Regions from separate parts of the Homo sapiens genome. Here region 1 is linked to region 2. Evidence: chromatin contacts called from ENCODE Hi-C or POLR2A ChIA-PET data. All regions are on one chromosome and are shown on one strand. The core of a region is the stretch at or near the end of the contact, and the rest is flanking DNA. Distances in the headings are between cores, read along the strand shown.

Region 1 (2,824 bases), core at 16-2,515, 340 kb after region 2:
TAAATTACAAATGTGGCTTATCTTGTATTTCTGCTGGACAGAGCTGCTAGAACCTCCCAGCAATTAAAGAGTGTCATGCATAAAAATCATATATACACACAAAGCTAAGACTTACTAACTATAGTGAATATCCCGTTACCTTAAGAGTCTCAAATTATATGCATATTTTAAAAGATATCGTCTTTTTAAAGTTAAATTTTTTAAGTTTCACCTAGGACTGACTTTTTTTAACAAAATAACCTAGAAGTGATCCTATGATATAGTTTAAGGGTAGTAGTTTATGGAGACTCACCATATTAGATATTTATAAGGTGTCTGCCAGCCTTACAATGTCTCTCTGCTGTCTGTCTCTCTGTCTGCTGCCTCCCTACCCCTTTTTCTATCTTCCCACCTACTTTTCGGAGGTGAGCAGAGGCAGACAGATATGTGCAGCATGTCTCCGCTCCTGGCCACAGCTGACTAGTCCAGGGATAGACATCTAACCCAAGCCTAGCCCAAGTCTTAGAGAATTTAGAATTGAGATGGAAAGACAGGCTTTCCATTTGGCTAGAACTTGGCTGCATAGTTTAGGGCTGTGGGAGGCCACCCTCTACCGACAGAGTGGCAGAGAAAGCCAGTTAGTAAGAAAGATGAGTAAAAGCTTTGCAGAAAGAAAGACATAAACAGAAAGGACCCTCAGGATTGCTGATGGCTTTCCAATTCCTGGGACCAGTTCTTCCAGAAGCCTGAGTGTGTTCCTGATCTTGGATTCTATGAGACACTCCAGTGTCTTCATCACATCTTCCCCTTTTTCTGGCATATAGTAAGTAAAACTGATTTTTGTTGACAACCAGAAGACTTCTAATTAATAAATCACTGTGGTCAGATTTAATGATACACATTAGTAGTTGGCAAGAAATGGGAACTATGAATTACTCGGTTTATTGGTTACTCAGACAAAAAGTAAAAGAGGTATAAAATGCAAAGGATTGTAAAAAGCTTTATGAAATTAATAACTAGACCACATGCATAAAATCTATTTCACTTTCTTCAGTCAATGGCACTCTCTTTTAAAGCTGACTGGAACCAAGAGTTTCAATTATACACATATGGCTGTAATCTTCGAAGCTGCTAAATTTGTTCATCAGCAAATAGTGCTTGGGTGCCTAGGACATGCTAGGCTTCGTGAAAGATGCTGCCTCTGCCTCCAGGCTACATGGAGGAATGAAAAAGCAGACAGACAGTTCAGTACAGGGGAAGTATGAATTATGAAACCAGCCCTGTGTGTGAGCTCACAGGATGTGCACTCAACGTACCATAGAAGGAATCAAAGAGGCTATCCTGGAGGAAGTAACTATTCTTCCTGAAGGGCCAAGAGACATCAGGCAGGCAGAACAAAGAGAATAGTGCATGCAGAGGCATCGCAGTCACAGAGAGCCTGGCATGCCCTGGGAAGGGGTGGTTAATCAACACAGGGGAATGGCAAACTACAAAGCTGGAAAAGTATTCTAGACGGCTGGAATACCAAGTTCAGTCTCTCCATTTTTGTTTTGGGTATAAACAAAAACCAAAACAGGGCTCTGGTTTATTTTTACAACAGTATTAGCCTGAAAAGGGGATTAATTCCAACGTATATTAGTGAGGTTGGTTTGGACATCACTCCTTCCAGGAAGCCTTCTTTGATCAGGTCTCACCTAAGACAAGGTAAGAAGTCCATTCTCCACCCCAACACCCAACAGCTCTCAATCATAAAACTGAGCACGCAGCAGTAAGATTGCCCAGTTGCTTGTCTATGGCCCCCACTAGATTGTGGGCTCCTTGTTCATCACAGTATTCCAGCCTGGTACAGAGCAGGCAGTTAGGCACTGTCAGACACCACTCAGACCTTCATTACCAGGAGACAGAATTATTTCCCCTGGCTCCTTAGGAAACACTTCCCAGTCTCCAGCCCTCAAGGCAAGGTCTGCCGCTCAAGTTTAAATTTCTGTTAAAATATTTTTTAAAAGACATTTATTTTTATTTTTCTTTTTTTTTTTTTTTTTTTTTTTTTGAGACGGAGTCTTCCTTTATCACCCAGGCTGGAGTGCAGTGAGTGATCTTGGCTCACTGCAACCTCTGCCTCCCAGGCTCAAGCAATCCTCCTGCCTCAGCCTCCCAAGTAGCTGGGATTACAAGCACTTGCCACCACGCCTGGCTAATTTTTGAATTTTTAGTAGAGACGACGTTTCACCATGTTGGCCAGACTGGTCTTGAACTCCTGACCTCAGGTGATCCACCCACCTTGGCCTCCCAAAGTGCTGAGATTACAGGTGTGAGCCATAGCACCCAGACTAAAAGACATTTCTTTCTTTCCAAATATAAAAGAGCATATCCTTTTGAAGCAGTCTGATTTGTCAGAATTATCTGGAAAGCTCCCCACTGTGGTGAGCCAGCCAGCACCTGCCATTCTGTGACTATGTCCCCCAGGCCTGGATCCCCCAACACACAGCCACAATCTGAAACAGCACCACTGCCACTGCCTCGTTCAACAATCAACACTTTAGAGCAGAAGCATCTTCAGAGCCCACATTATAAGCTCCAAGAGAACAGGAAGATCTCATTCACTTATACATCCCCCACTGTGTCTGATACAGTGGCTCAGCCAGAAAAAAACCACTTGGTAATTATTTATTAACTAAAGGAGTCATAGAGCTCTGTTTGTTGCAGGATGCCTGCAATTTCTGCACTCTGAAGTGTTAGTTATTTCTACAGAAGAAATCAGCCAGGCACACCCCTGCCAAAAGCAACACACCAATTATTTGTTACATTAGAATTCCTTTCCTTTCATCCTTCCATCCCTCAATTT
Region 2 (2,813 bases), core at 44-2,543:
GGAAATTATAAAGGACCACTTATTAGAAGTTACAAGTTAAGAAACACAAAGTTAAAATTAAGAAGCCCATCATGAGAGTGGCTCAAAAGACAGTTGCAACACATGGCATATCTAGGAACACCATGGCTGGCGACACAGAGGGACTTGGGCAGGGGGTCTCTGGGCACTAAGTTACCACCCAAGAGGGGCACTTACAAGGTTGGCAGACACGGATCCTGAGCTCAGGAAATGGTTTCACCACTGTGGAGTGTCCACAAGTGACACTAACAGTTTTTGTAAGTAAGGGCGAAAAGACTCTTCGGGAAAACATGGAGGATATAAAGTGGAGCCCCATGCTCGGGACAAGCTCTCCACAAACCATCGTATCATTGGCTAGAACTGGAAGCCCCCTTGAGTCTGAATCTTGAGCAAATGTCCCTGGTAGGACCTCTGTCACAGACCCAGGCTAAGGGGATTCACAGAAAGGAGAGAAACTTAATCTTCGGTTTTCAATTTCTCTCTCTTTTCTGGGGGCTGGTGGGAAGGTACAGACTCTCCTGCTGCCTTGGTGTGTGGGCAGGGTTGTGACTTGTGGAGACAGGGCTGGGGTGGGGGTTGCTGGAACTGCATGTGGAGGGACCCTCTGGAGCAGACAGAGGCTGACAGCACCCTTCTGGGGCCGATCTGCAGTGAGGTGTGGCTAGAGGTAAGTTTGGAGAGGTGGGTGGAGGCACGGAGGCAGCCTTGAGGGAAGCCTGTTCACCTGGGAAGCCTAGAGTCGAGGGGACAGATGGAGGACAGAGACTCGTGATCTAAAAGCCATCAGCTGCGGGGCACCAGGTGAAGTTGCCTACGCGTCAACTCCTCAGGAAGGCTGACTGCATTACTGAGTCAAACTGCCTGATGCAAATCAATTCCTACTTAGGAGGCTGGGAGAAGGAGAATATTTTGATTCCAAGGTAGGAGATGGGGGCAAAAGTGGAGAATTCTGCTGTCTGTCTTCAAAGATGATGATACTAATGAGAGACAGAATCTGAATACGAGGTGCCAAGAGTCCTTCCTAACCCACAGCAGTGATGCTGTCTTTGAGGTTCTCAACAGATTGGGTGGGATCCTGCCCATTAGTAGCCCCAGGCCAAGCTGCAGAGCTTCCCAAAATGCCGAGGGCCAAATGGGCAGAATGCTAAACGAAAGCACAGCAGCATGCTGTGGGTGAGTAACCTGAATTCCCTTTCTTGGACAAAGGTCTCCCCGCCTTCGTGAGAATGGGAAGGCAAAGACTACGATGAGCTGAAGCCTGGAAAGGCTGGGTGAAGAAATGTTTCCCTCCAGCGTTCCAGGAAATATCCTGGGAGGGCTCACACCAAAAGATGAACAAGCAACCAGCGGCTGACTCTAATGGAACAACGGCTTCCCGCTGCTGGCCAGTGAGGATGGAGGTGGTGACACTGCCACGGCAGCTGAGGCGACTCAGCCCAGCAGCCACGTGAGCCTGGCTAGGGGAAGTGAGTAATGAGGGGGCTGGGGGAGGTGCAGGCTGAAGGAAACTTTGGGGTTTCTCAAGTCGTTCCTGTCTCTTCAGCTGTCACCCTCTGCTCCCACTTTCCTGAAATGGAGGCAGGACTCTTCAGACAACTCAGAGACTCAAGAGCCACCAAATGGGCTCAGGCCCTGCTTTCTGCTAGCATTGCCACAGAGCCCCTAAAAGCCACTGAAGACAGGCCATTTTCATTGACACTGTCAGAGTAGAAAAGAAAGAGAATACTTGAAACTCTGTTTTCCAAAACCAAAGTAGAGAAAGCTAATAAGCAAGGGACAGGTGATGTGATCAGAAATCAAACAGGATTTGGCTCTCAGGCTACATGCCACTGAGGAGAGGAGAATCTTCACAGAGGGCTAATGAGTGTAAAAATATTCGTATTTGTAAGCTGAAACAAAGATTGAATCTCCATTAATAAAAGCCTATTCTTTTTCATTCATGATTCCTGCTTTATTTATTTTATTATTATTTTTAAAGACAGAGTCTCACTCTGTTGGCCAGGCTGGAGTGCATTGGTGTGATCTCGGCTCACTGTAGCCTCAACCTCCCAGGCTCAAGCGATCCTCCCACTTTAGACTCCCTAGTAGCAGGGACTACAGGCGCATGCCACCACAACTGGGTAATTTTTTTTTTTTTTTTGTATTTTTAGTAGAGACGGGGTTTCACCATGTTAGCCAGGATGGTCTCGATCTCCTGACCTCATGATCCGCCCACCTTGGCCTCCCAAAGTGCTGCGATTACAGGCGTGAGCCACCGCGCCCGGCCACACCTGGGTCATTTTTGTATTTTTTGTAAAGACATGTTTTTGCCACATTGTCCAGGCTGGTCTTGAATTCTGGGGCTCAAGAGATCTGTTGCCCATCTCAGCCTCCCAAAGTGCTGGGACTACAGGTATGAGCCATGGCCTGGGCCAATTCCTGCTTTTACCCTTTCCTGTACAAAAAGGCATAGGTCGTAAGTTTCATATCTCAGTGTGTTAGCAATGTAAAACCTGGCTCACCATATCCAAAATAGGGTCTTGATCTGGCCTTGGGCAGGCTAGAAATTTAACTGCACTGGTATAAATCCATGTGATCTGAACTTTTTTTTTGGTAATTTTCTTATGAAGGGAGCAGTTTCACAGTTTACAACTTTATGAACTAGCAATAACACCATGGGCAGGATAGAGGGAAAGTACATTCAGAGGTGGCAAAGCAGTGATGCTGACCAATCAGACAAAGAGACCGCAGAGAGGAAGGACTTCACCTCTGCAGACTGCTGCTCCTTGAGCCCAGGTCTCTCGTGGACACTGCTC

What was found. A loop is a pair of places that touch in the nucleus more often than their neighbours do. ChIA-PET counts read pairs that join two places held with the same protein, here RNA polymerase II (POLR2A). Pooled maps may share reads with other maps.
Region 1: a loop to region 2 is called in a pooled map, with 2.7 times the contacts of the local background. The contact joins two enhancer-like sites. A Hi-C loop is called at or near these places in 1 of 37 single-sample maps with no recorded cell type and 2 of 50 pooled maps. POLR2A ChIA-PET finds 5 or more read pairs at or near these places in 2 of 52 experiments (PC-9 and naive thymus-derived CD4-positive, alpha-beta T cell).

The regions. Positions count from the first base shown.
Region 1 is chr18:49,397,931-49,400,754 of GRCh38, forward strand. The region is part of intron 2 of DYM (dymeclin); the gene reads right to left. Among named protein-coding and RNA genes, the nearest start is that of DYM, 61 kb to the right of the region's middle. Within about 2 kb of position 1,266, at least 5 of the 41 ENCODE cell types and tissues checked have a DNase peak (open chromatin) inside an H3K27ac peak, as active enhancers do.
Region 2 is chr18:49,054,563-49,057,375 of GRCh38, forward strand. The region is part of intron 17 of DYM (dymeclin); the gene reads right to left. Among named protein-coding and RNA genes, the nearest start is that of MIR4744, 6.2 kb to the left of the region's middle. Within about 2 kb of position 1,294, at least 12 of the 41 ENCODE cell types and tissues checked have a DNase peak (open chromatin) inside an H3K27ac peak, as active enhancers do.